Regions from separate parts of the Mus musculus genome. Here region 2 is linked to region 1. The links are chromatin loops, found by intact Hi-C in ENCODE. Cell type or tissue: left cerebral cortex. All regions are shown on one strand. Each heading gives the region's core, and the rest is flanking DNA. Links, peaks and the distances in the headings are about the cores only. Region 1 overlaps Zmat4 (zinc finger, matrin type 4). Region 2 has its middle 170 kb from the start of Gm51564.

Region 1 (15,529 bases), core at 3,335-11,334:
GTGGCTCATGGAGGAGAAGATAAAATGAGAAGGCCACAGTCACTTTGGGTTAGAACATCTCTCAAGCCAATTGGACTCTACCATAGAAAGAATTGCTGAAAATGTCTTTAAGGGAATCAGCTATAACGATTTATTTCATTGTTGATGTTGCTCTTGGGCCTCCTGCTCTAAAGTTCCAAAAGGAGAAGAAGTAAAAGCTTCAATTGCAAAATCATAATCGTGCATATATGAAGGGGATTTTAGGAAGCTGGAAACGCTAAAACAGGAGACATAAGTGTATAGAGGGCTTTAAGACACAAGCTGTTCTCTTCTATCCTAATGTAGGCTGGCATGTGTCCTTTAAGGGCTGAGAGTACAGCAGGAGGGCATGCACAAGGAGCCTGGGGAAACGGGGGAAAAGGTTTTCTCTGCTCTCAGAAGCCATGCCCTCTCCTAGCATTAAGGGGCAGATGTGGAGGTGCATCTCAGCCCAGGACTCTGGAATCTGGGAGGGCAGAAGGAGCACATGAGTGACGTTCCATAAGAAGCTGTGAGTTGACTGCTGCTCTTCTCATTTTGTAGCCCTATGGACATGAGCAGAGAGATGCAAAGGGCAAAATCTAGTTATATGCAGCTTCATGTACCACAGAGCCAGCCACCATCACATAGAGCCAGCCACCATCACATAGGTTTAAGGATGACTCAAAGGCAAGAAGAGAAGGAAGCTTTCTCTTAGGAAACACAGAAGCCTTCGGGCATGTTCTGATTGTAGGTCGCTGTGGGCAAACACTGGAAGAAGGTCAGTTAAAGGCAAAGCACCCCACACTACTGTTAAGTGTGCATGTCTGCCATGCTCTGCTTGGTCCTAAACTAGCAGCAAGGGTAAAGATCAGGGATGCTGTTGCTGAGCAAAAGCAGTCCACTTGGGTGCCTCTTCTTATGGAGCTAACGAGTGGCTTCTTGGACCATTTTCAGAATGAGCATACGCCACCCTCTAAGTATGATTTATAGCAGATTGTTCTCCTTGGCTGGAAAAAAATATATAGATTGGGAGTCAGGCATCTCCTTTTATGGATGGGTTGTTTATCATTGCCTATTCCTTCCCTCAGTTTGTTAGTGTGAGTCTGTCCAAGGCAAAATTCCTCCAGATGCTTACAGCAGAGCCCCGGATGCAAGCTGAAGCCTATCTGAACTATACCCAGCATATCAGAGCATCTAGTGGAAATGGCCTATGTACCCATGAAATCCATTACACATGCTGTAACAAAATCACATACGACCTCTGCTCCTAAAGTGGGATGAGCATGTTGCTTCTCTGTTTTTGATTTACTTTCCTACTGTGATTAGTGAATTATGGGAAATGGTGGGATAAATGATAAGTGATTGATAGGTAAAACTTTCCAAAACCCAGGGTGCTTGAAGGAAGGTTTTCACACGGGTCTGAAATATAGAAGCCTTGAAAATGGGCCTTGTTCTAAAATCCACATATCTCTCCTCATATGAGCTGGGTCCAAGGTTATTTACTGGCCCAGAACAGAGCCCAAGGCAGGCAAATGGTGGAACTGCTCAAAGAAGCAAACGCTGTCTCCTCCAAGTCCACAAAGCCAGCTTGAGGCCCCATTTGCTGCTCATTGTCTAGACATTAGAGGTTGAGAAGCTCCCATGTAAGGGCAACATCCGTGATTATATAGAAGTAGTAAATAAAAATGTGTCCAAAGAGCTCTCTATCCAGTCGGCCTGAAGTTCAGCACCTCCTGTCTTTTAGAATTAAGAACTAATAACTCTCAAGTAAGGATACAGGCGCCACTTCTAGGCTATCTCCAAAACAGAAAAACAAAAACAAAAACAAAAACAGTTCTAGTTTACCTGTTCATCAGAAGGAGGCATGATTTCCAGGTAGGTATAGGATTCTGAGGTCCCACAAAGGCTAAGTAAGGCTAACTCATCTATAGCTTAGCATGGGTTTTTTGATAAGCACACAGCTAAGACATCTCTCCCTCCCTCTTGCCTTCCTCTACCACCTAATAAACTCTACTCATATCCCAATCCCCAGAAAAATGCTAGCCCTTTGGGAACAAACTTCCCTGGCTGAGACTTTTTGGTGGGATTTCCCTACCTTTTGCCTCTGGGGTTCTTTTCAAACACTGTCAATAAAGGTACTGTGACCAAAGCTATTTCTTTTACATCATTTATCCCTCAGTTCTTGCCAGCAAGTCTGTCTTATTTACTTGGTTCTTCCTCAGGCAATGCCACCAGCCAGCCTTGTGTTTATCACTTCATGAAACAGTCACAAAAACCAGAGAGGGAAGTATAAGTATTAATGGTCCACAGAGGCAGCACGAGATCAATTCCTTGTGCCAGATGCTGAGGAGCTGACAGAGGCCTGGGCCTCAGCAGTTTGCAAACTTTCCAGGTCATTTGGTTTTTCCCCTCAAACAAGTTCAGGATACTGTCACACCCCATCAGTGACCAGTGTCTAGATCAGTCTACCTGCGATCAGATCCTGCTACAATGCTAAGTGGTGTAGGTGACATTAGTGTGAGGGGACAATCCAAGAGCTCTCTGCCTGCAGGCACACACAGTTTCTTCATCCCTTATTTTCTTCCCAGAAAATCCCCCAAGTCCATGGTCTTCAAATATGTCTTCATTGATCATTTATTAAAAATGGAGACCAACACCTACAAACTGATGCTACATAGTACCAGGACTATTCCACAACCTCTTGAAACACAAAGTTTAATGTGCTTAATTTAAGTTCAGTGTTAGCATGCGGGATTTCCGTGTCTAGAGGACGAGAGGATGCCCCTCACACAGCAGCCCCTGCCAAGAGAAAAGCCCGGCAGGAAGGAACCCCAGTGCTCTGACATTTTACCTCGAAGCAACTTCCCACCTGTCATGGTCTTCTCAAGTAAACGCACCCTCAGGCAGAGGGGGTCACTGATCAAATCGCCCGAGTATGTTTCTTTGCAGATGCTATGTGTGGTCCTCATTATAAATTAACAAGATGGCATTGTGTTCTACACAGCAGAGAAATCAAATATGTAAAGAACAAAGCATTTGGTATTTCCGTCAGTTTTGCCCTTTAGGTTTTGTTCTTCCCACGCTTTGTCTTTGGTGGCCCTTGTCTCCTGTCACCCATGCTGCCTCTGTCCCAGCAACTCTGCGCCTTCTTTTCTCTGAAGAGCTCCAGCAAAACATCACCAGAAGCCAGGATATTAGCAGGTTCCCGTAGAAAGGAAAAGGCCATCCGACAAACAGGACCCTCTCCCCATCAGAACATGACCCTACTCAAGGAATATTCTCTCTACTCATCTGGACACAGTTCCAACTCGTACACATGCAAAATTCATAGCAAACCACCCATGCCATTGGATGGTACCAAATACTTACATTTTCTGCTCGGAGCCTCTTGGCAGGACACCCACCATCCCTGGGGTGAAGCATGTAATACAGCCGGACTTTGCTGGCATGTTTTCGACTCTGGGGAGGAAAAAACACAAGGAGGTGCCATAAAAAGAACAGCCGACTTGTGAGGAGTACATAGAAATGCAGACAATGACCACAAAGGCACGTTATTTTTGGTAGAAAATACTTTCTTGTGCTCCTGAAAATTCCATGGAAGTCAGCTTCAGGTAGATTAATTATGGTAAGTTCAGCAAGCCGGTACCATTTCAGGATAATACAAATCAGCTCTTTTTATGCCGTGCATTTAGTTGTCCTCAAAAGTAAGACAGATAAGCAAACTAAATTACGTAAGGATCAACTGTAATGGAAGGAGTACCGGGATGTTCTATCTCACTTCTCTCCTGTGCTCAGACTTGGGGCATAAAGAATCCTAGGGTATCTGGCTTTACAAAGCCTAGAAACTTGTCAAAGCCCAAGTGCCCTACAAGCAAATAGCCTCAGGTGGATGGGAATGGTCTATGAGACCTTGACCTCTCCAAGGCCTACAATGAAAAATGAATTGCATATTAGTTCAATTTCCCCTAGTTCTGTGATCATATCACACACATGCACTTGCACAGACACACACATACACACACACCCGGGGCTGATCTCTACCACTTGAAAGAATATTGGAATTCTAATTTTTATGTTCTCCCCAAAGCAAGGAAGAAGAGCATACAGTCAGCAAGTGTTCCTAAAGTTGAGAGCAAACCCTGGCTCTCCCACCGGCTTGCTGCATGATATCAGGCTAGTCATCAGCTGGAGTGGACTCTGAGTCTACATGAGTTAGGTGTTCTGCTCACACAAAATGAGCACAACGCTACTGTGGCTGTTAGGAGACCTGCGTGAGATGATTTCCCACAGAATGCTGTGATCTCCACAGTCCTGCTTCCCTCCCCATTGACAGCACCAGCTCCTAACCCACCACACTCTCATTCCAACTCCCTTTCCCTTCCCGTTGGCATGGAGATCACCTCCTTCTGGGGCCCTCTGTCTCCTCCACTCCATCTTCATCCACAGTCAAGCGCAAGCCAGCCTAGCGGATGATGGCTCACTTTTATGGATTAGCTAAGAAGGCAGAGCGATTTTCGGAGAAAAGCCGGCGAGTTGTGTTTTGTTTACAGCGTGCACTATAAATCCTTCCTGCCAGCCTTTCTCATTCATCACTTCTTAATTCCATTATCCTGCCCAGAACAAGCAGAGCACACTTCCAAACAGTCCCTGGACACTTTCAAGGCCTTCAAGTGCGTTTGTGAGCATGAGGAATTTTACAAATGTTTAAGTACCTCGGTGTGGCCGGAAAACACACTGTGGTCATCACCATGTGCCAAAGTACATCCGAATTAAGGTTGTCTGAAGTGTTTTCTTGACTGGAAATTTGATAGGACAGCAAACTAGGGGCCTATGATGACATGCTAGATGACCCAAGAACATCACTCAAGTTCTGTAATATGTTTGAGAATGACATGGTACAAACTCATACTGTGTGTGTGTATAAAATATTGATTACTAAAATCTACATACGTTTTTTTTTTTTTAACCATGGAGGGGGTAAAGATAAGGGATGGTGGTATTACTCAAAGTACAGCCTCAGGCAGAAGAATAAAAAAGAAACACTTAATTCTTCAGAACACAGAGCTTGTGTAGGTGGAAGCCACATATGGTGCCTGAAAAACAGACTGGGAGTAATTGTTCATGTTCACACAGACCGAAGCAGGTGTCCAATTCCCCAGCTCCAGTATCACCAGCACACCCAGGGTGATGAGGAAGTTTGAACTCTCCCAGGGGCCTGCCTCTAACCCCCTTTCTCCCTTTCCCTGAAGTGTGTTGTTTCTCTTGAGAAGACTCTTGGTCAAAGGCAAAGTTCACCAAGTTACTTAATTGCAGTTTAACAAAACTAATTGACAACAACACAAAGAAAAGAAAAGAAAAGAAAAGAAAAGAAGAGAAGAGAAGAGGGGAGGGGAGGGGAGGGGAGGGGAAAAGAGACAAAAGAAAAGAAGAGAAAAGAAAAACAAACGGAGAAGAAATGACAATCCTTTCTCTGAATCTATTTGTGAGGAAAGAGATTGGGATTTGAGGCTTCTTAGCAATTTCTAGGACTGTACACCAGATAGTCCCCTTCAGGTTCTGAGGTCCTATTTACCCAGAGCAGGCACAGCTATTCCTGGGGCTATGACCAAAGCCTTGCACCACCATGGAAACCATGATGGCCTCCGGGTAGAAGTGAAGATACCTTAGTGTCTCCTTCATGAGTGCCCACCCTTTTCTTGGACCCATTGCACCACTGTCTCCAACTGCCAGAGTCAGATCTCACACCTCTAGCCACAGCTGAACCTCAAGAAAAGTGGCAGCCAGCCCTCTCAGTAGGATTGACCATGGGAAAGGATACCAACGCTTTGTTCTTAAGCCTTCAGCATGCTGTGACATCTCCATGAATCCTGGCTGTCCCCACATCCCCATCCAAAGACTCTGGAGCACCTAGCTGGGTGCCTCCGACTGACTCCTCTACCCCACTACCTTCCAGAAAGCCCTTTAAGTTTGGCACCGTAATGTCACTCCACTTATTCCAGCAAGTGAACTTCCCACAGAAAGTTAAAATTAAATTGTAACAAAGATGTTCATTTTAGCATTACCTACTTTCAAAAAAAATGGGACAGAAAGGCTTGGTCAACAATAGCAGTCTTGTTAAAGCAGCAGTAGAATGGCCTTATGCAGAATGGAGAAACCAGAAGCTCATTTGCCATGTAAGAAATATAAAATAAAAACTACCAAGCACAAAGCTAAACTTCGCGATGGCCACAAGTGCTACCAGAAAGTGATGAATAGGAAAAATATCTGTTAGATAAAATGGAGTATGGGTTATTATTATTATTACTATTATCTCTTTAACAAACCGCCTGTAATACCACATGAGCATGGCAGTGGCTCACATCATAGTACTCTGCTTTAAGTTCACTTTTTATCTGAATGATTACATCTGGTGAAAGCCACCATTGCTCTGAAGTGCTCACACTGTGCACTGGTATAATTGGCCCTCACCAACACTGAAAATTCAAATGTATTTTTTTCATTGGGATACTTGATACTAGATGAGCCTTCTCAACCCACTCACGCTTTAAACTTTCTTTTGGTAAGAACAATGCAATTGGGATATCCACTGTGTGGTAAATTTTCAGATTCCATGTATGGACAAGACACTGAGGAGAGGGGTCAGTGTGTCCACATCAGCAGAACTGGACCCTCTGTTACAAACAGACACAACGACAACAGATTCTTACACGTTGTCAAGATTTCTCATTACCGACAATGTGCACTGCCTTTCAAAGGTGTAAAAGTGACAGAGTCGCTACCAAGTGGAGTTAGCTTCCAGGAGAAAACAATACTTCAGGGTTTAGTTGGTGAAGTTTCAGGAGAGAGAAAAGGACGCTCACTTGAAGAAAGAAAAAAATGAGCAGGAAGTAACAGGGTCTCTCCTGCTTTTATATTTGTATTTAAAGCAAAATCTTTTACATTCTTTTATTTACTTACTTACTTATTTATATATTCACTCTACATCCCTATCTCAGGGCCCCATCCCTCTTCTCCTCCCAGTCCTATTCTTGCAATCTCTCCCCCCCATTACCCCTCCCCTTCTCTGAGAAGAAAGGGAAGCCCCTTGGAGTGCCACCCTACCCTGTGACATCTAGTCGCCATAGGCCTAAACGCATCCTCTCCCACTGAAACCCAATTAGATAATCCATTTATGGGAAAGTGGAGCCAACAGCAGGTAACAGAGTCAGAGACAGCCTCCCCTCCAATTGTTAGGGAACCCATTATAAGACCAAGCTACATATCTGCTCCAAACATGTAGGGGGCCTAGGGTCAACCCCTGAATGCTCTTTTCTCTGTGGTTCAGTTTCTGTGAGGCCCCATGGGCTCAGATTAGTTGACTCTGTAGGTCTTATGGTATCCTTGACCCATCCAACTTGCTCAATTCTATCCCCCACTCTTCCACAAGACTCAGGGAACACAGCCTGGTGTTTGGAGTGGGTCTCAAGTCACCGGTAAAACCTTCAACCAAAACTTGTTCTACTTACAAGATGTGCAGGGATAAAAGATTAAGGGAATGGCCAGCCAATGGCTGGCCCAACTTCAAAACACATCCCATGTAAGACATGACACTATTGATGATACTCTGTTATACTTGCAGACAGGAGCCTAGCATAACTGCCTCCCGAGAGGCTTCATCCAAAAGACTTGACTTTCACTGAAAGCATACGCATTCAAGCTTCCCCAATGGTCTAGGGAAATCACCAACTCTTCAACTTTAAATAAAGCCTTTGCCCTGCCCTGGGCATTCTGTTGAGTCAGACCCATCTGAAGATTAGTTTCTTTAGCCGAAACAATCTCTTGACACACAGAGAAGCTATATAAAGCAGAAATGCGCTGGGGGAACAAAGAATAATGCAAAGCCCTATTTCAGATTGCTGGGCAGAAGCAAGAAGATCATGGGAACTGAAATTGATCTGTTCTTCACCCAAATAATCATTTTTCACAATTGCACATTCCTCTTTTTAAAAGCCTAACTCAAGCTCATTACCAATGAGGGTACTGGCTTCTCCTCTTACAAGATGTGGCGGTCACAAAGCACGTTTGTATTTGCATAATTCCTCAAGCAGCCTTCAAAGAATTCCCACGTTCATCGTCTCATTTCATCCTCAGATCTCAGTTTTGAGGCTGGCAGGAGAGGTGCGATCTTAAATAATCATCATGATCCATTCTTGATTTCCAAGATAAGTCTTTCACCATCTTGTTCCGACATAGCCATCTAACTAAACCTCCTCCAGAAACCACCCGAAGAGAGCCAAGAACAGCAAAGAAACAGAGCCTAGAATGGACTGATAATTATAGAACTGTGATTCTCACAGGCCGCCATCTCTGAGATATTTTGAGACAACAAACATCAAGAGTCTAACTCACTGGGGTTTAGAGAATTGTTGTCCAGTGGGAGACAGGGATTCCCTCCAAAGCATGAAAGAAATGCTGTCCCGGTAGGAACCCATCTTAGGGGTTTTACTACTGTGAACAGACACCTTGACCCAGGCCACTCTTATAAGGGCAATATTTAATTGGGGCTGGCTTACAGGTTCAGAGGTTCAGTCCATTATCATCAAGGCCGGAGTATGGCAGCATCTAGGAATGCATGGTACAAGAGGAGCTGAGAGTTTCACCTCTTGTTCTGAAGGCAGTTAAGACTGGCTTCCAGGTAGCTAGGAAAGTGTCTCAAAGCCCATGCCCATAATGAGACAATTCCTCTATCAAGGCTATACCTCCTAATAGTGCCACTCCTTGGACCAAGCATATTCAAACCACCACAGATCCCATTTCAGGACTCATGACTTCTGGGACCTGCATGTGTCCAGGAAAACCACAAGAGTTACAGACTGCTAAGAGAATAGTCACCTCCTAGATGTCTGTAGCTTCTGCTCTTACCATATAAGTAAGCTGGGCCCAGAACCTTCCTACACTGAGTAAGTGTGCATGTTGGGTCAGATAAGCAGGAAGAGGAAAGCCTGAAGGAAGGCTTTGCTGTCTCAGAAAAGGCCAGAGATGCCTAGACCCTCCTTACAGGTCCCCATCATGGGCTCTGAGCTACTGATAGGGTCTGCAGGTACTCCTAGAACTGAAACTGGACTGGAAGATCCTGAACGAATCCCAGTAGCCTAGCTGATGCACATACAGAAGCATGTAGTAGACCTTTATGGCCTCTGGCATGCCAGGGGTGAGTGGCACACAGCAAACTACCATATGGTGTGAAGGAAAGTTCCCGTGCTGCTGGGGATGGAACCCAGGGCTTTGCTTGTGCCAAGCAGTCAATTGCCTGAGCCCCACCCACAGTCCAAGGATGGCTTTTAGCAGATCATCAGAGGAGAGGTCAAACAATTATTTTCCAAGTATGTACAAGGACAAATAGAAATAAGTCGTAAATGGTGTACACGCTGTGTCAGTTGATGAAAGAGAGAAAAACATAAACCAAGGGTATAACCTGAGAAACGAAACCAGACACCTGATTGAGATGATACTGTCTGAGTTAATAAAGGAAGGAAATTAAAAATGCCATCACATAACTTGAAGGTCTTTCACAGCATTCAAGAGTAGAAAACATACCACAGATCTTTGCAGAAGTTAAGAGAAACAAAATGTGTGTTAAAGAAAAATGGGTTCAAGTAGCGAATGGGGACTTAGGTGTGACATCGGGCTTATAATTCCAGTACTCTGAGGTAGAACCAGAAATCAGGACAAGGCAGGCTAGAATGAAGTAAGACCCACAGAGGTTGGGGAGGGGGGGAGGCTGGTGGGCATTGAAATAGAAACTTACATTCACAAGACCAGAACTCATACATTACAGCTGCATTGATACAAGATGTAAACAGATGAAGTGAAATTAAAGGCCCTCAAATGTAATGAAACCAGCTGGACCTGATCAACCTTGAGTCAGAACATTTTTAATCAGCCAAGCAAAAGAAGCAAGAGTGACAAACATGAAGTGATGTAGTGAGGGACATGCCCCCGAGAAGCACTGCTCAAAGCAAGAGCCTCAGTCAAGGGTTCTACTGCTGCAGTAAACACAATGACCCAAACAGCCTGTGGAGGAAAAGATTATCTCATGTCACAGCTTGTAGTTCATCATCTAAAGAAGTCAGGGCAGAAACTTCAGGGAAGAACTGGGAGGCTGGTGCAGAGGCTATCATGGAGAAAGGCAGCTTCTTGCTTGCCCTCCATGGTTTGCTCAGCCTGCTTAACCTATAACACCCAGGAGCACATGACCAAGGATGGCACTACCAGCAATGACCTGGACCCTCCCACATCAATCAACCAAGAAAATATCCTACATGCTTTCTCAAAGACCAATCTGGTGGGGGATAATATTTTCAATTTTTCTCCTCCAAAATGAGTCTAGCTTGTGTTACAAGAAAACCAGCCAGCACACAGCAGTATTTGCGACAGGCCTTTGACGGAATATATTGCATCACTAATTCATACAGAAAAGGCAATATTAGACTAGACAAAAGATATAAATAAAATTTTAGAAACACGAATAACCAAAGGCACTTAAGAAATTCATCCAAATGCAACCTGACAATTTTTAAATTAAAAAAAGGTTTATTTTTTTTTCTTCCATCAAAGTGGTGCTGATTCCTCAATTACACATAATCCATTTTGGCAGTAAAACTAACATCGATATTCAGCACGGAGGTAGGCTAGTCCATAGCACCTTGCTGGGGAAATTGGACAATAAGCATCAAGAAAGTAAAGCTTAATGCAGTTAACTGTCTTACTTCTATGAATTTACTTCAAGAATCAATTAAAGACCCATACAGAATCTGATTTATGAAGGCGACGATCAAAGACTGAGTCAAGTGCCCTAAATACAAAGTCAAATATTATAAAACATTGTATGACAGATGACTACAGTCATTAGCAAACGGAACGCTAGACAATATAGACAGAGTAATAACAAGAAAATGGCAGTTTTAAACAAGAACATGAAGGATATCACGTTCATAAACAAAAATACTAGAATACATGTATGCATGTTCATATCTGTGATATAAGTCTAGGAAAAATGTATTGCGGGATTTAGCTTGTCTAATTCAGCAACTTTCAACCTTCCTAATGCTCCAAAATTTTTAATTCTGTTCCTCGTGTGGCGATCCCCCACCATCAAAGCTACTTCATAGCTGTAATTTTTTTTTTTTTTTTGAGACAGGGTTTCTCTGTGTAGCCCTGGCTGTCCTGGAACTCACTCTGTAGACCAGGCTGGCCTCAAACTCAGAAATCCGCCTGCCTCTGCCTCCCGAGTGCTGGGATTAAAGGCGTGCGCCACCACACCCGGCTCATAGCTGTATTTTAATATTGTTGTAAATTGTTGCATAAATATCTGATATGTGGGGTATCTGATATGAAACCCCCAAAGGAGTCATGACCCACAGGTTGAAAACTGCTGGTCTAATTGCAAGTGATTTGAACTTTCTTATGTCCTTGATTTTTCTAAATTTCTTAGACAAAAATCATTCCATAGTTAAGGAGGGAAAATCCACAGTTTTCTCAATTCATTGCAAAAGTGGTGACTTAGTGCCCGGATAGTCTTGACTGAGTCTCATCCCTCTGTATGGAAGCAGAAAGTGCCAGCTGTCTCCAACCCACTGTTTGCTGTCTCCAAACCCACATGTTGCACTGTGAGTCAGAGAGCAACACCCAGGACCTTTAGCAGCGTGTGCCCTGATAGGAAACTGTGCTCAAAGCCTAAGCTCTGAAGAAAATGGACTCTGCCATGAAGCATGAAGAAGGGAGAGAGCCATACAGGGTATACACATACAAGATGCACATACAAGATAGAGTCACTATGACCTCTGTCTCTGTGACCAACACTCTTGTAGGTCCACCCCCTCACCCGCTCTCCCCTTCTCCCCTCTTCCTCTCTCTCCGAAGGCTAGTCATATCCCTTAGCAGAACTGGAAACAGTCACACTGGCACCTTGATGACAGACTTCTGGCTTCCAAGCTGCAAGGAAGTGTGTCTCCCAAGTCCTCCAGTCTGTTTTGTCTTGCTCCCCCAGGCCAGCTGAGAGATGCATATGCCATCTATCTAAACTACGTGTTCTTTCAGACTCCTTTTGTACGCAGAAATCGATCCATCCTTTAAAATGTGGTCTCAGAATTCCTAGAATTAGGTTACTTTGGTTTTGTTAATTTTTTTTTTCTGAAATATCACCATTTAAACCATTTGATATAAGAAATGTTTGTCCTTCATGAGTCATGTATTAGCATGTGCTCTATCAGGGCACATGCATTTGGATTGGAGAAGACCAAGGATAGAGGGGTATTCTGTACCATAATTGTATAAAGATATTTGTACAGAATCCAAACTGCTGACTGCAAGCGCAAGCGACTACATCGGCGCATTACAATTTTAAATCAAAGTCTTGCAATTTAAAAAAATTAAATCACTACCAAGACATGGAGAAAGGATTTTTTTCCCCTGTGGAGTGTCTGGAGATAAATGGATTTCCATGATGTCTGTTTATTCTGAGCAGTCAGAAGAGAAGTAGACAAACAGGCCCATCTAGGCCTGCCTTTCTTTTGCTATGGGGGGGGGGGGGGTCATGAAAATGATACTCTCTGCTAAACCCCTTACAGAGCAGTTAATGCTAGAGAGGATCAATGATTAAAGGAAAAGAGGCCAGGGCCGTTTGAAGAAACAAAGCCCCCCAGATCCTCTGAAATCTGAAAGCTCTAAAGCTTAGTCTAACACCATCCAGACCTGCACTGTGACCTTCCAGGGACTCTTGGTTTCCTTGAGAACGTTCATAGCTGGATTACAGGGAAACCTTAACAATGCATAAAAATACCACCTCCCAAATAAACCCTTCTGTAGCCATAAGCAGAAGACACGTTTGAGTGAAGTCCAGTCTATGGAAATTACCCTGTAATTAAGAGTATTTGCCCTGTATGGCGGTGAGCTACAAGCTATTCCAATAACCAAAAAGAGATCTGCAGAATGAGTGGGCTCACATGTGCTGCTCAACCTGTCTGATGGCCTCTTCCCTGTCCGATGGCCTCTTCACTCCATATAACATTTTCATATTAAAGTCTCCTTTTACCCTGTAATTTCAAGCTATGATGCACTGTGTAAGTACTCCCAAACTGAATTCTGTTCTTACTAGATCTTTAGTTCCTCTTTATTTTAGTAGACCTGATCCATTTCCATATGCACTTTTAAATATTCTTCACAGAGCAGTTTTCTATAAATGCCCGCTAACTGTTTAAGTAAGCAGGTGGATCAGATGACAGGATAAAACTTGGGTGGACTCCACTTTAAACAATATATATGGATAAAACACAATAGCTCCTTGTCAGGGAAATTATTCATCCTTCAGAAAATTATATTTTAAAAGACACATTACTTGCCTACACTTGAAATGTAACTACATTTAATTTTTTTTTTAACAGGGAGAAGGAGAAATACCTGTCTCTGGGGATGAGTGCCCAAACTGTCTATCTAATGCCAAGTGTTCAGCCCTGAAATCATATCCATATAAATAAAACTAAATGGACTCAGCAGGATTATGTTTTTATATCTTTAGGGACTAAATATATAAACCAAAAAAAAAAAAAAAAAAAAAAAAGCTGGAAGAGACGAAGCCATGATTTTGAGAAAGGAAAATGGGAGGAGTCGGAGGAAAGAAAGGGGAAGATGAATGTAATCGTATTTTAAATTAAAACAATAAAAAATTATGTTTGTGTTATTATTAAAACAACTTATACACGTAGATAACATTGATAATCCACAAAGAGAGGCTGGCAACTTTTATGAGGAGAGCTTACCAGTGTATAAGAACAAGAAAAAAAGTGGTACCCGGTCTCTTTCCCCTGGTGCTCACTACCACACCTCTACATACAGACAGAGTTGAGCTAGTTTTATACACAAAAAAACACTATGTCACTAAAGTATGCCAGGGTTGGGGGCCTGCCCACCATTAGTGCTAAGTTCTAGGGCCCAGCTCCGATACCAAGAAAAAGAAAAAAGGTTTCATGGTACTGTTTAACTTAATGATGGGGAAACAGGACTTCCCCGCTTTGAATCTCATACTGCTGAGTCCCCAAACAGAGTTAAGCATTCAGAAGCATCTTTTCTTTTTTCTGGAAACACTTGTTTTGGTTAACACTGCTTTTCAGACCCTCAGAGAGAACCTGCGTACGTACGCTTCCAGCTGCAGCTCCGTAGCTGACAGCTCATGTGCCACCTGCTTTGTAAATGAACTGTTTGCCTACTCCAGTCCCAGCTTTCAGTCTGTTTGCAGGTTGCTTTGAATTATCACACGATTCAAGAAAAAAAAATGGAGAATTTCTGAAATAATTCTTTTTCTCTAGACAGGTGGTTAAATAAAACCACCGTTTTATTTAAGCCATACTCCCAGGATGTGTCTAGAACCTCTACGTCCCTCGAGCAACAAACGCGTTCTCTTGAGGGCTGAATTGGACACTGGTTCCTGGATCTCACCTCAGCACCAGCCTTTAAGGGGGAGGCGGAGCCTTTACGGGGGAGGCGGAGCCTTTATGGGGGAGGCGGGGCCTTTACGGGGGAGGCTGAGCCTTTACGGGGCGGTGGGGGGGGGGGGGAGGCAGAGCCATCCTTTCTTTCCCATCCTCTGTCTAAAGTGTCCTGGGACCCTAGCTGCTGCCTCATAGAGTCTTTAAAAGGCTTTCGTACCAAATCATGAGAAGGATGGCAATGGAGGACCTGGGATTCTATTTTTCCTACAAGCTACTGAATGGTACCTAGGAATGAGGATTCTGACAGACAAACCACAGCATGACTCCGCTCCTTTTCTAACCTGTCTGTCCCCCACTCCCTGGCCCCACTCGCCCTTGCCCACACAGGGAAATAGAGGTAGACGGATCTTGGGATCGCTGCCCAGCTAATCCAACCAAGATGGTGAGCTCCACGTTCAGAGAAAGAACCTGTCTCAAAAATAAAAAGAGTAGATGAAGGAAAACATCTGATGCCAACCTCTGGCATCCACATGTGCACACATGGGTGCCCATGCCCACCCACGTGTGCATATGACACAAACAAAAACGTAAAATTCAATTGAAAAGTCACATGCGTGTGATATGCAAATGGAAAGAGGAACACTGGGGTGGAGGGGTGGTCAAGGAGGAAAGATGAGGAGATAGGGGAGGAGAGGCTCAACCAATGTTGAAAGCCTGCTACTTTGTAAGTTAATTAAAATCAAATTCTTAAAAAATAGTGATTTGTTTGCAGATGACAAGACCCTGATACATCTATTGGGGAAAATGTCTTAGAATGACTAATTCAGAACTAATTCAACCAAGTTGCAAGATGTGTGATTAACATCTAACGCCCAAGTGCTTTGCTAAATACTAATAGTGAACAATCCAAAAGGTTAATTATAAAAAGGAATTAATTTATAGTGGTGTCAAAATAACATTTAAATGTAAGCAGATGCTGAAGTGATAGGAATTTCGATTAGCCCACACCATGCTGGAAAGAACAAACCTGATGACATTTTCCTAGTTCAATGGTAAAGTTCTAG
Region 2 (15,529 bases), core at 4,604-12,603, 420 kb before region 1:
TAATCATTATACATTCTAAAATAAGTTTAACATAAGGTACTTCATGGGTTCTGTGCTTAAACTATTCCAATGAATTCTGTTGACCAAATATTTATGTAACTGGGGTTCAGGCTATTCTTGCTTCTCCATGACTCCTGAGTTACACTTCAACTCAGGCTGGCTGCAGGTGGATGACAGAAACAGGTGTAAGACCATATCCTAACATAAGTATGGGTGTTGTGTTAGTCATGTATGTCTTAGTCCATTTCCAGTTGCCAGTAACAGAGCTCTGCAGACTTGGAAACTTAGGACGAATAAAAGTTTACTTGGTGCACATCTCTGGAGACCAGCCTGTGTAAGGGCAAGCTTCTTTTTGGGGACTGATTTCACAGCCATTCATCATAGGAGGTCAGAGCAGAGAGCAAAGAGACTGTATTACTTTGTGTCAACCTGCTCACGGCGACAGTGACCTTAGTTCATTCATGTGCGCTCTCTGTGTAGACTTTCCATCAGGACTCATTTCTTACAATTTCTATGGTGGTAGCTGACTGTTTTTGAGAGGGCAAAGCCTTTGAACCAAATATTGCAGATGGACGTTTTGGCTTCTCCACGACCTTTGCACTCTTGTGTTTGATGTCCAAGACGACGCTCAATGTCTGGCTCCTTGAGACAGGAAAGTACTTTCTTAAGCAGCTCTGAACTTTTCTCCAGGGATCAAGCCCATCCTGGAGCTAGTTGGTTTTTTTTTTTTTTTTCTTACAGCAAGATCATGTGGTCCATGTAAGAGTGCAGTTTATGGTTAAGCTCTTTATTCTGTGAGCCAAAGCATGGTCTTCAGCATTTTAACACAGTTGCTCTGATCCCAGGGCACAGCTTCTTTATGAGGTCAAGACGAAGTTGCTGTCCAGGCCATGTGCGTCCTTCTTTTCAAGCCTGTCGTAGATGTTGACTCCTGTGTCTCAAGGTGACCCCAGTGCACACCGTGAAGGCGAACATACTCAAATCTGCGTACAAATTCATATTATTTTCTCCTGAGGAAGACTAATTCTAGCTTCCTCACAGATTAACCAAACAATGGCCTGAGAGATGATCCATTCAGTACTGCCCGACTTTAGAACTCACCAGAGATGTTTTGTGTGTCTCCCAGCCATCCCAGAATATTCAAATTGCTCCTCAGTTTAAATTAACAGACACGGCTTCCAGCAGTCACTCTCCTTGAAGAAGACTGACTCCATGACACTCGGGCAAGGACCTGGTGAAACAATAGGCCCGGCGTGGACAAGACAGACATGGTACACTCTGAGGGCAAGCTGGGGCACTCTTGAATGTCCCTTTCCTCAGGCTGAGGACATGAGGACATTGGTTGAGTTTGTTAAACACAGCAGCAAATGAGCTCGTTTGACTATTTTTGAAAGGTCAAAACGTATGAACCAAATATTGCACATGGATGTTCTGGTTCGTCCATGACCTTTGCCCCCTCGTGTTAAATGTCCAGGATGATGCTCAACGTGTAGCTCTGTGTGTAAGTCAGGTTTTAGTTACTATAAGAAATGACCGAGACCATCACCTTATAAAGAGAAAAGGTTCTCTGTTTAGAGGTTCAACCTTCTAAAGAGTTCAGAGGTTAACCCATGCTTTGGGGCTGTGTAGAAGTGGTTGATCAAGGCAGGTGCACACACTGGAGAAACCCCCTCTCATCTCTTGGCCAGGAAGAAGAGACAACATGAAGAGGGAGTCAGGGTGTGCTATTCCCCTCAAGGTCGACCATACCTTCAGTGATCCAAAGACTGTCCACCCATCATTAACATCAAATATCTCTACCACCTCCTGGTCTACCAGCTTGGGGACTAAGCCTTGGGCACTCAGGACTTTGGGGAACATACAAGATCTAACCCGTGGCAGACTTCAAGTCTTCAAACAGCCAGGTCTGTGAGGGAAGGTCACCAACTGTTTCCACCTCGATCTGCCAAAACTTCTTCATAATCTTAGAGTGACAAGGGAAAAATCAATGTGAGTGGGTGGTAAGAAGTTAGAGGTGGAGGCAGAAGTGTTGCTTCTGGTGCTACCTAGCCTTATATCACAGTTCAGTGAAATCCACGGCTACGTTCTCTCTCCTGTGTCATTTCTATATAGGTTATGAGCCAAAATACGTGCGCGTGTGCGCGGGCACACACACACACACACACACACACACACACACACACTCACCAAGAAGATAGCTGTGACTCTGGTTACAAATGTACTGTGAGCTTTCCTCCCCTCTGTGCAGATGACTATGTATTTTAAACCCCTCCAGTGAGCTATGTTTGGCTTTAAAAAGCTGGTGCTCCAAAAATAAGGCCTGGGCTGACTCACAAGTCCTGTACCCAGAAAAGAGGTGGTTGAGAAGGGGGGTGGTGGTGGCTGAATACAGTGGGAGCCCTGACCCAGGCCTGGCAGTTAAGGGCCTCAAGCTGGAGCCAGCCTTTGATATAGTTCTGTTGAAACACAGCCAGGTTCATCACGTAGGGACTCTCTAAGATAGATTTTTGGGGCTAACATGGCAGCAATTCAGACTGTGTTTAGCCTAAAATGATCAAATTTTATTATGTAACCCTCAGAGTTTGATTATATCTCTTTGCTCTCCTGACATGGGAACATATTTGTGTGTGTGTGTGTGTGTGTGTGTGTGTGTGTGTGTACATGAACTCATTTTAGTACCTTATGATGTAGTTTATAGTTTATGATTTTATTTCCAATTGCCTGATAAGGAAATAACTTCAGACAGACTATATAAGTATATGACCTTTCCATCCCTTGAACCTGTCCAGGATAAACTGGAATTCATAATCCCCAGGGCTTGTCCCTTCAGTTGAAGTTCTTAGACCTGCCTCTGTTGGTCTAGTACTATCCCAAGCCAGAGTTAAAGACCTCTAGAGAGAGAGTAAATCTGAACACATCTCTTGCTTCTGGGGAGGGGGTGTGTGGATCTGAGCTCCCCATTTGTAATATAAATGAGATGCTCTCATTTTAAAAACAGAATCCAAATCATTAACAACTTGAACTTACCACAACGTGTTTCAGTTACTACTGCTTCCCAATACTGCCATATATCCTTATATTAAAACTCCTCTGTGACCCCAGAGAGCCCGGGCAATACACCCTCTTAAAGATACGTGATAGATATGATCTTTAAAGATCATAAGGAGATGGCAGGCTGTCCGGGGGAGGGAAGGCTGCCTCATTCTCTGCTGCTTCTAGCTCTGTTTGTGTCTTTGCGGTTTCCCGGGTTGCCTCACATTGCAGCTGTGTGCTGCTAGGTCCAAACACTTGCTGAAAATCAAAATGCAAGTTTGCTCAGAATCTGGAGGGGGCTTGTGTCTATAAAATAAGGACAAAGAGAAGGCACTTACTTAGTTGGAGAAGACTCTTTTCTTTTTTCTCCCTGTTAATGGAGTGTGCTATTTTTAACTTCCCATCAGCCTGCAAGCGCATGTGCAGTAACTGGCCCAAACACATTTGAATGATGTCTCTGCGTCCCTCTGTGACATGGTGCAGAACCACAGCTCTGCACTTTGCATTTTTATTGTGATGAAGATATTTTATGACAGCATTTGAATCTTAACAAAGATGCCTGAAAATAAGTCATTTCTAGATGACTCGATGAAAGGAAGGTGACCCAGAATAACCTCCTTTCTGGTAACGGGCTGGACTAGGTCTGGGCTCCATGGCAGTGAGGCTAGTGGCTGCCACATTTGGAGCCTGGAGGTATTCACTCTTATCTGTCCTGTGATGCCTGCAACTCTGAGATCCAACCCAGTTCTCTGTAATCTTTTGTCTCTTTCTCCTTTCCTACCCCTGTTGTATCTATTGTCTGTGTCTTGTGTCTATTCATGTGCACATGTACACACACACACACACACACACACACACACACACACACACACCTGCATACTCCAAATTCCAGCCAACAGAAACATAGTTATAAAGATAATTGGAGGACCTGAAACTCTCAGAGAGAGGATTGTGTTGGAATCCAGAGACTCTAGAGGAGGAAACAACCCACAACTTTATGACCAGAGAGCATCTGGATGAAGATGGTCTTACTAGGGGAAGCTAGGTTCATGCCAAGACTTCCTGTAGCCACTGGACCAGAAGAGGGGTTGCTTGGAAGGAGCAGATGCCAACACATTTCCATAGACTTCCCAAACAGAGGGAAGAGAGGTCCCTTGACTTCTATCCCATCCTTCTGTGGTTCATTCTCTAATCAATGACTCCCAGTAGCTGGAACTCAGCAACCTACCAAAAAACTAGAAGACTTGTCTTTTATGGATGGTCTTGAAACACGGACAATTGAAAGGCTCCAGCTGGGTTGATTTAAGAGACAATAGTCAGAACACAAATCAAAACAAAACAAAAGATAAATGAACAAACAAACAAAGGTAACTTTGAGCAATACTCCTTTCTTTCAAACTAAGGCTAAAGCAAGTATCTCTTGTCCTGGGAAGATGCCCTCTTACACATACAACTGCCTCTACAGATGATACAATGTATCCCAGTGAAAACAGGAGAAAACAAAACTGGATCTGAGCAATGGGGAGATGGGGCACAGAGCCAGAGCCACGTGGGCTGTGCTAATGCCTAGGGAACAGACAGATGTATCAGCACAGCTTCCATATGAGCAGCTAGTGGCTTGGGGAAAAGGCTTTACAAAGAAGGGGATAGAATGCTCTAGCTGGCGAGCATAAAACATCATAGAGCAGAAAGGCTAGCCACGTCTGTTCTTTTATATAGAACCCACACGTTAAGCATGCTGCCTAGGCTGGCAGAGACAATCCCACCCACCAAGCTGTATTTAGGACAGCTACATATGTTGCCTGTCTGTGTTGCCCCAGTCCTCATTTGCTTGACCTTGGTTTTCTGATTCCAAAGACTTTGCTTTGATCCCTGCCTCTGGCTCACCTGGCCTGCTGTTCTGAGCAGATTTGGGTTCAGTGTGCATCTGGCCACCACCATCCTGGGATTCTCCACTTAGAGAAGCTCTCTGCTCTTGTTGCTGGGTTTGAACAAAGTTCCTCTGGCTTGGGTTGACACCCACCTGAAGATGTATCTGGGGAACACAGAAGCAGGGGTGCAGTAAAGAAAAGACTTTGCTGAGTGGCTCATTATGTGAGTAGGACTCTATGAGGATCCCATTGTGCCTTTCGTGGGCACAGTTGGGTGATATGGCGTGTCAAAGGCTTAACACGCTCTCTCCTTCACATGCACAGAGGACTCCACATTGATCTCCAGCATGTGCAAGCCGTTATCCAAATCAGCAGTGTCAGAAAAAAGCTGCTGCCACCCCACTCCACCCCACCCCCTTTTCCAATCCATGTCCACTTCCTATGCTCCAAGCATTTCTTTGTTAGTTTGTTACATAAAGACGTTAAATGGGCTGTACCTAGATACTAATTATTCCATTATTGGCTACTATTGTGGCTTCAGAGAATAATTCTTTCTAAGTCCCCCAACTCTATCTATATTTTTAGAAAGACCTAAGATTAATACCTTCTGCACCAGGTTGCAATAAAAAGGGTAGTTCCAGAATGAAATGATATTGTAAATGCTTGGGGGTCCCAATGACCACCAGAGTTACCACCATCAGAACCTCCTAAAATGGGCAGCAGAAATCATCTCCCTACAATTTCCCATAATAACATTACAGCTGGTGTGGGAGATTTTTTATTGCTACTTCATTCCGGACAATAAGAGAGCAGGGTGCCACATTTCATAAACCCTGTTTACCATCAGTCATTCTTAAATCTTCTATTCCGTTTGGGCATGAGTAGACTGTATAAAGACCACTCTTACATCTTTGTAAGATGGCACCAAGCATCTTTGACTCTCTTGTTCCATCCATCACCTTTGTATCCTATGTGTCCCCTATTCTCCAAGACCCATGCACAGGTTTATATTTTGGGTTCCTTAGGTCTCAGGTGTGAACAACTGAGGTGTTGAACGGCCCTCCCCCCATGGGTCTCCTAGAAATTCAGCTTTCTAAAGTTTCTAGGAAGAACCACACCCACATTCTTTAGGATTTTGAAGCAAAGAAAGAAATATTATTCATAAGAAAAATCTCAGCTGTGGCTCATCTTCTAAAATAGTTCTGCCATGCTGTCAGCTGAACTACATGTTGGTCGGCTTCTGGACAAATGCCATTGTTTTATGGTACACTGCTTACCATACAAGACACATGGCCATGCCCCAAGTGAAGGATCAAAAAAAATGCATTTGGGCTGTTAGAATATGAGTCTTGCATCAACACATCATTGTGTCCATTTGTACAATTTCACAGTTTATTGATGATCCAAGTGGCCCTGAACACTCTTGTAAAGAAAATGTAAAAACCCAATTTTTAGGGCAGGTTGAAATGAGTCATGCAAAAAGAAAAGAAGGGAGGGAGAAGGGAGACTCATATCTTTAGTCATGGCCCAGATCTGAGCCAGTAGCTATGAAGTAAACAGGCACATGGCCTGATTCCTGTTGTGGTTCCAGATCCTCTGAGTTACACGGTATGCAGCTTTTTCTCTGTAGATTTTTTTTTTTAATCTTCAAAATAGGGAGAGTTACACCCATTTATAAGATGAAGGTGTGTAGATTAATACACTTAGGCCATCCCTGAGCAGCTCACAAGGAATGTTACATGAGCATTCCCAGGGATCTGTTGTGTGAAATAACATGTGTTTATCCCTCAGGTTTTGTAATAGATGGCAGCTTGTCCTAAAGACAGGTGGCCTGACACTGGGCAAGTGCCATGTTCTTCTCTTCCTCCTCCAACCAGTGTCCCTCTAGTCCTGCCTGTCTGAACTACAGTTTCCAGTGCTGTGATGAAACACCACAACCAAAAGCAAGTTGAGGGTGGAAAAGGTTTATTTGGCTTACACTTCCACATTGTAGTCTATCACTGAAGGAAGCCAAGGCAGGAACTCACAGACAGGGCAGGGACCCAAAGGCAGGAGTTGATGCAGAGGCAATGGAGGATGCTGCTTACTGGCTTGTTTTTCGTAGATTATTCAGCCTGCTTATTATAGAACTCAAGACTACCAGCCCAGGGATGGCACTATACACCTCCCCAATCACTAATTAAGAAAATGTCCTACAGGCTTGCCTAGAGCTGGATCTGACTGAGGCATTTTCTCAGTTGAGAGTCCCTCATTTCAGATGACTTTAGTGTATATTCAGTTGATGTAAAACTGTCCAGTACAACTGACCCCTTGCCAGCTTGACACACAGACACATCACCGTTAAGCCACATTTTTCCTTTTCTTGTTCATCCTCAACATCACATATTGATAAAGATATAACAATATAAAACATTTTACAAACTTAAAATGCCCCATAGCCTTACAAATTCAAACACTTTAAATCTTTAATAAAAATATCTAGTCTCAGTCGGGCATGGTGACACATGCCTTTAATCCCAGCACTCAGGAGGCAGAGGCAAGTGGATCTCTGAGTTCAAGGTCAGTCTGGTCTACAAAATGAGTTTAGGACAGCCAAGGCTCTGAGAAGACAGAGAAATCATGTCTTGAAAAACCAAAATAAATAAATAAATAAATAAATAAATAAATAAACAAATAAATAAATAATAAAAACCTGCCAAAACCCAAAACAACAAACAAACAAACAAACAAATCTCAACTATGGGCTCCTGTAAAATAAAAAATAAGTTAAAGAGTTTACCTCAAGAGGGAAGAACAACCAGGGCACAGTCACAAACTGCACAAAGCAAAACCAAATTCTAACTGTAAATAATTCAATGAGCAATATCTGAAATTCAGTCACAATTTTCTGGGCTCCTTTAGGAAGCATGAGTCACGTCTCCAGCTCTGGCCTTGGTAGCACCCACAGCTTGTCTTCAAGGATATGGCTTCACTTTACAGCTGCTGGTTGTCCCAGTTACTGGTATTTTCAAAATGCTGGGCTCTTCTGCTGCAACTGGGCTGTATTTTCAACTATAGCCTCTCTCCAGGGCTTTCTTCATGGTGTCAAAGCTCAACTTCTCTGTATGATCCCTTCAATTCTAGGCCTTCAGCTGTCACTAAGGCTGCACCTTTACCAAAGGCCTCTTTTGGCCTTACACAGTGTCAAGCCTCAGCTGCTCTCCATGATACCTTCATGCCTTCAAAACCAGTAGCACCTGGGTGACTCTTATATATCAAGTTTGACTGCCAACATGAAGTGCAATCTTGGCCATCTCTGTAGCATAGCTTCTGTGTGCTGACACTCAGTAAACTCTTCCAGAAAATTTCATATCAATGCTGCTGGTCTTTTCTTAATCACTGCCAATGTCTCAATTGAGTATCCCAGAAAGGCAAAGGTTTCAATTTAGTAGTTCTGGTACCTTGTTAAAAATAACTCATTCTTCAGCCCCAGAACCAGGGAATCTTAACTCAAAATAACAAATGTCTCTGATAAAGTCTTTAAACTTCCTCTGAAACGTTACAAGGCAGACCTCCATCTTCTGCACTGCTCTCAAGATTTTAATCTTCCCAGGCTCCTGTAGAACCAGCTCACCAAGCTTTGAACACTCAATAGCTTTCCCACAATCCTCCACAAACAACATGGTCAGGTCTGTCACAGCAATACTCCACTCCACTCATTATCCTGGTACCAACTTGTCTTAGAGTTTCTCTTGCCGCAATGAAACACCATGACCAAAAGCAATGTAGGAAGGAAAGAGTCTATTTGACTTACACTGCCACATTGTAGTCGATCATTGAAGGAAACCAGGACAGGAGCCCAAACAGGGAATATACCTGGAGGCAGGAGTTGATAGAAAAATCTATGTAGGACTGCTACTAACTAGCTTGTTCATCATGGCTTGCTTAGCCTGCCTTCTTACAGACTCAAGTACCAACAGCCCAGGGATGGCATCACCGACAGTGGGCTGTAATCTCTTCCATCAATCACTAACTAAGAAAATGCCTTACAGCTGTATCTTATGGAAACATTTTCTAAGTGGAGGCTTCCTCTTTTCATATACCTTAAACTTTTATCAAATTGGCATAAAACTAGCCAGGATTCTACCACAGACGTACAAGAAGACAAACTTTTATAAGGTGACTTGGAGTGAGACAAAGAAGACATGTTCACAAGTCCCATATCAAGGACCAGGGAAACAAACTCTGTCCCTTTGGGAGGCACTGCAAAGTCATAGAGGCATACAAGGGCTTGAGCAGGAAGGAGTATGAATTATCAGGACCTACCTCTTTATAATCTACCACCATAATCTAACAAGGTTGGATCGCAAAGGGACTATCCACAAACACTCTGGCAAGTGGATAGATGCACCCACCTAGCTGAGGGTTTCTACAGCATGTGCCCACACTGAGCACAATAAACTAAACTTATTTTTAATAGAAACTTGACAAAAGCTTTACATACAACATTGGAAGCTCAAACGAACAGTTACTTAGGAACCTTGGAGACATTGGACACTCAACACAGTGCAAGAACATTGAGCTGATGTTGGTATTTGTGTACTGAGGAAAAACTTCATGAAGGTGTCCCCGAGCTAGTCAGAACCAGTGAGTTTATGTAACAAAAGGACTTAGAAGTAGTAATTAAGATGGGGATATTGATTTAGAGTATCAGATGGGCTCCTTAGAAACTCAAGGATCTTCAAAGTGAGAGGGTGCAATGTTAGAGGTTGGAAGATATCATACTGCTGACTTTGAAGATCTTTATTGGGGCTACGAGCCAAGAAATGATGTAGGCAACCTTTAGAAACTGTGGAGGTCAGGCTATAGATTATCTTAGGAAGCCCCAGTTATAGTCTTTCTTGGACTTCTGACCTTCAGAACTATAACAGAATAAAATTTTGATGTTACTTGAACCATTACATTGTGGGAAATGTGTCATAGCAGCAATAAGAAACCAATACAGTGTCCACCAGTTCTACGACCATCTCAGTACCTTTATAGACCTAAAAGAAGATAGAGACTACAGTTTCTATACACTCAAAGCTCGAGAGACCATAATCATCCTCTATGCTTAGCCATGTACTCTGGCTAAGACAATGGTGGGTGTGGGAAGAGAGGCTTTGAACAAGAGTTCACACCACTGGGACTCTTTGCAAGATTATGCACAAGTTGTGCTCAAACCTGCCTAAAATATCTGGGTCATATGTTTCCAGGTCTTCCTCCCAGGGTTAGAAGCCCACAGTGAAGCCACCATGTGCCCAAGCGATGTCCATGTGACTTGTTTCCTAGTATCTTATGAATATAAGATTTCAGTTTATTCACTCAGAAGGTATGGACCGCTCAGAGCTGGAAGCTTGGTGAGTGCTCCCGAGTCTATGTAGGTTGGGTGGCAGAAACCACCAACTACTCTTGACCTGGAGCCATTGGTCATTAAACAGAAGATACAGTGGTGCTAAGTAGATACGGTGACTTCTATGACTCTCTGAGGAGAAACACAATGACTGATACCAGGTAACAAAGAGCAATGTGCAGATATGGGGGGGTTGGGGGGAGGTAGCCTCCTTCCCCCTTTCTCTTCCTCCATTTTGCAGTAAGTTGCATGCTGGGGGTAGGCTTTTAGTCCAAGTTCATGGGCATTCCTCTAGTCATTGTGTCCATATTTTTAGCAAGACAAGAAAACAACAGGTAATGCAAAGGAGGGGTCTCCCCCCTCCACACACATACAACTCCTGCGTGCTTAAGGGTCTTTTCTGGAAGATCCCATGGGCCCTTGTAGTTCTCTAGCAATAGCGAGTCTTTGCTTTAGGGAGTCTTTAAAAATAGCCCCTTCCCACTTCTGTAAAAGAAAGATGTCTGTCCTTTTAGAAGGGAGTGGATTAAAAGCTAAGCTAGCTTGCCCTCTTGCTAGTCTGTGTCCACAGAGACTACATCTAGAACGTCTATTCCACCTCCATCAAAAGCTATCCCGAGAGCTTGCCTAATTACTGTGCGCAGCTCAAAGTTCAGGGTATCTGGATGGCATGCAGTCTTCCACATCACATCTCAGTGTTTCCTCTTGTGGTCCAGTGGCAGCTCAATAGCAAGTCTCCAGAGAGCTGTAAGGGAGAAGCCACATTATGGTAAAAGAAAATCTAAGTAACTAAATGGAAATTCAGATACAGCGGTGCTATGCATGGAAAGGTGGTCCATGGAACCACAGAAATGAGAACATCCTTTTGGGCAAAACTAGAAACAAAACAAGGGACTTTTGGTATAGCATTGCAAATGTAAATGAGCGAAATACCTAATAAAAAATGGAAAAAAAAAAGAAACAAAACAAAACAAAACAAAACAAAACAAAACAAACACAAAAATCCTCCCTCCCCTATTTGCACAGGCTGCCCCTGGCCTTGCAGTTCTGTGTGGTGAATGACTCCCATCTATGCTGTTCATCAAACTAGGACCTGAGCTTGTATTGTCTCTGTCTGTCACCCTCCATCACCTCAACTAAAGTAAGTGTGTAGAGATTCTGTCAGGGGGTTTGCACACCTACTATAACCCGTTTGCTATTGATACTGGGTTTGGGGGGTGGGGATCCTCCAAGGACTATTTTGAGGGTAGAAAGTGTTACGTTGCTGATGGCCCTGTTTGCTGTCATTATGGTGGATAGACTTAGTCTTTTCGCTTCTATTCAGCCATACCAACAGAACTCACTGAAGAAGGCTTGAAGGAGTTTATAAAGCAGTAGGAGTCTCATCTTATACCTATTGGTCTTGGCTCAATTGTGGTCTGCTTTCTCAGATTAATGGCCACTTCCCTGACTCATCTGAACTTGCACACCGGGATAAAGCAAACCATTTTTAATCCCCAATTTATGAACAAGTCCCCACCTTCCTTGGAGACAGTAGCCTCATCTCCTGGAAAAACAGCATTTTTTTTTGAACACAGCTCACAGACTCTTCTGTATGCAGTGCAAACACACTTGACCTCCTCTGAGAGAGGCCGAATGAGGAATCTATTCCACCTGGATGCCCGACTCCATGGTGCTTATAGCTTGGCTAGTTCTGCTAGAATTATCTCTCTTCCTTAGAAATTCAGCTGAAGAAGCCTCAGAAAAAGACCGGCACATGCTAACCAGGACACTGCCTAGATTCTTCAACTGTACTCAGCATATTGACAGATCTCTGAGTTACAGACTAACATGGCGGACAGCTATGTCTTCAGACCATCAAGGGATTTCCAGCACATGTCTCCACTCAACCTGCTTAGTGTCTGGGGCTCCATTATCTCTGGCCCCCTCTTCTAGGAGCTCAATTCTGTGTTGATTGTGCTTGGCTTCATTCTAGCTGTACTTCGTAGAAAACTGAAACGTGATGGCGGTTCATTTCTCCATCACCCAAAGGAAACGGAAGAGCTAGCGTGGCAAAGGGGACTATGTTCCTTCTCTTCAGTCCTAAAGACAGTCTTGCTGTACAAAACGTGTGCTGGTTCTTCAGTCACCATGTTCATATCCCAACAGGAGAAAGTGGGTTAGGGGGTAGGGTTAAACCTGAAGTGATGCTGGCCAATGACATCAGCTCGGTTTGCAGTCCTTTCTTTGTGCTTCCTCCCCAACTGACTTGAATCAGTTTGGCCACATCTCAATGCAAAGAAGTCTGAGCCTGGCTTTTAGATAAGCACATGGCTACAAAACCTAAAATTGGGTTTCTGCTAGCAAAGAGAATGAGGAAAGGTAAGACAGAGTGGGCTCCTACCCATCTTTTCTATTTGTGCAGAAATTCTGTCCTTTCTCCATTTTGGTCCCAAGCTTGTGCACCCAAGAACAAGACTAGTGTCCCATTTACATTGGAGCTGATCCCAGGGGACCTGACGAAATGTTCCAAGGAAAGTGGAGGGGAGAAATATCATGAGTCACTGACATTTTGGTGCCAAAATATCTTGTCACTTCCTGACAATGGGTTTGGGGTAGAGTTACAGGAGAGTTTACACAAGGGTATGGGATAGAGCGAAGAGAATAGTGTCACAGACAATTCTATTAGCTTACCTAGGTCTTCTGCCTGGGCCATTGCAGATGATTAGCTTCTGATTGACACAGCTGCAAGCACTGTCAAGGTCGCTGTAGGGAACCTTGTTTTCTGGCCATGCGTGTTACTTCACCTTACTTCTCTGAACACAGAACAGGGGTAGCCTGAGACTGTTGGACAATAACATTTGTTAGCTAATGTTTACCTTTGTGGGTAGAGATGGGTTTGTATAAGAAGCAGGAAGACGCCTTCTGTCTTCATGATGGAATGATTGTTCTGTTTCTAGAATTAATCTTCTTTCTAAAGCCATTACCTCTGAGCATCAATATACCAGACCCGGAATACTTCCATCCAAACAATAGCCTTGTCCCCAGCTTGCATAATGGGATGCTGTAAAGATGTGTGCACTCTGTACACTTGGCTAGCTCTGAATGCAGCTATTCAATCTGAGCTTATTTAAACCTGACACTCTGGGCAATGTTTTAAGTTGACTATAAAGTTCTCAAAAGTAACCTTTGTAGGTGAAATCCTGACACAATATCAAATGCTTTGACATGTCTGTAGTCTAGTGCTGGGTCAGGGCAGGGACTTGCATGTCTCTCTAACTTATGGGAGTGAATGGCTAACTGTGCTCTGCAGAGTTTTTCTCTAGAAGTTGCCCTCATACAAAGAATGCCAACTTCTGTGTTGTCACAGGCCTGCTCAGAGGGATGTCTGTCTCAGTGAGTGTTTGGTGGTTAATGAATCCCCAAGCCCTTAAGAACCATGTACCTCTAGGACACTGTTGGATCTCTGGATTACAGTACAGTTTTGAGATAACATTTTCCTTGACTCTACTATCTTCCCTCTTCTCTTTCAGACATTGTTTAGGAAAGTAATTATCCAGTGAGTCTTCAGTACACACGTCCCAGGATAACTGACCTGCCTATGAGACAAAGCTGACCTTCTTGGGTCACAGTCCACCTGGTCCAATGTCATTTCTTTAAAGACAGTGCCTGAGTTGATGCAGCAGGAGCAGTTAACCATCAGGTGGGCTGACGCAGGGTCAGGTGTATAGATGACCTCCAAATGCCATTGCTCTTTGCAGCAATCTAGGAAGGTGTGGCAAGAATTCATTTCAATTTTTGTGTGTCTGTTATAGTCTACTGTGAAAAACCAGTTAGGGTGATGATTTTACAGGCTCATTTCAGAAAGTTTCTATAGATGAAACCTTTTCAAACTAAAGTTTTAAATTTTAGTTTTAAAGTTTTAATTGGGATTTCTGATGAAATCCCAATTAAATGCTAGGTAAAACACACACACACCACACACAATACACACATCACACACACCACACACACACACACACACACCCCACACACATCATACACTCACACCACACACCACACACTTCCCTAACACGTACCTTTTTGCACACCCATGGTTACCTAGGAGGTAAAAGCAGAAAAGGGAGATTTCTCTGAAGTAGTTGGAGATAAGGAAAAGTGAGATTTGGTTCCTAGTATTCAGCTAGCAAAACCCACATCTAGGGTTTATCAATGGTCTGAGTGGGTGTGCCAAGGGTTTTGACTGTCCTCACACACACAAGGATTCAGCACAAGGTGACTCAGGTCTCAGAAAGGTAGGGTCGGAATGTGAACCATTTAGGAGCAGCCCATCCCTGAGCAGCCCATGCACTGAGCTGTAGAAGCCTAAGCAAGAAGTTGAATCACAAAAGTGCAGCTCAACAGGGCAAAAACAGGCACTGTGTTTTTTTTTTTTTTAGCATTGTTCAAGGCCAAGCCAAGAGACACTGAATCTGCAAGATGGCCTTAATTTAATTACCAGGAAGGTGTGCATATCAAGGGCGAGGAAAAATTCATCATGTCACACCAGGGCCAGCCAGGATAAATCCTCCCAGACTCCCGATTCCCCTTTGATCTGATTCTGCACTTACTACCTAGCTTAGAGTTATTTTTTTGACCTCTCTGAGAAGAAATTGTCCTCAACTGGAGACATGGTAGATCTTTTCTTTGGAAAAAACAAAACAAAACAAAACAACTCTGTCCTTGTGTTCTAATGGCATTCCTCCAATGTGCTGTGGTTTTAATTTGGTTTGTGTGAGTCAGTATCCCTGACTCACTTTGCCCTGGGACAATGACAGTATTTGGGACTCCTGGGGGCAGTGGATTCAAACTGAATAACTGTTGGTGAGATTCAATGGCAAAGAATCACCCAGCCTTACCTAATAAAGCTCACAGAAGAAGGATGGCTTATGAGAGATTTCACATGTGTCTGTCTGACTAGTGTTTGTCCACCCAAGAATCTTGGTTGTGTTGAGTGTCATTGGCAAACATGGGAATTCTCTACCAGCTTATCCTTCAGACCATCTCTTAGAATCAAGATTCAAGGGCACCTGTCAGGCTGGAAAGACCTGCTGTATATCCATTCTTATCAGTACCTTGCCTTAGAATGTGCCTAGAGATTAAATAAGTTTTCTATCTATTTTAAAAGACCTTGTGTGATAAGTTCCCAAAACTCAAATTGCGTCCCCACCTTGATAGAGTAAAGGTGTTCCTGCATCCGCAGATGTGCAGATGAAGTGGGACTCACTTCTACTTT

The links. Peaks named below come from ENCODE experiments on the same cell type or tissue, not always from the same donor. Only the 100,000 strongest peaks of a DNase experiment are listed, where the experiment ranks them.
Region 2: a loop joins it to region 1, with 2.4 times the contacts of the local background. A loop is called at or near these places in 3 of 42 quality-filtered maps.

The regions. Positions count from the first base shown.
Region 1 is chr8:23,785,272-23,800,800 of GRCm38, reverse strand. It overlaps Zmat4 (zinc finger, matrin type 4), which reads right to left. Exons shown (of 7, transcript NM_177086.4): 3 at 3,370-3,459. Among named protein-coding and RNA genes, the nearest start is that of Zmat4, 120 kb to the right of the region's middle. In left cerebral cortex, for the core only: no CTCF peak of the experiment used is centred there; DNase peaks (open chromatin) are centred at 5,109, 5,978 and 8,258; H3K27ac peaks cover 1,862 bases.
Region 2 is chr8:24,203,631-24,219,159 of GRCm38, reverse strand. No RefSeq gene overlaps it. Among named protein-coding and RNA genes, the nearest start is that of Gm51564, 170 kb to the right of the region's middle. In left cerebral cortex, for the core only: no CTCF peak of the experiment used is centred there; DNase peaks (open chromatin) are centred at 4,663, 6,175, 6,418 and 7,842; H3K27ac peaks cover 3,392 bases.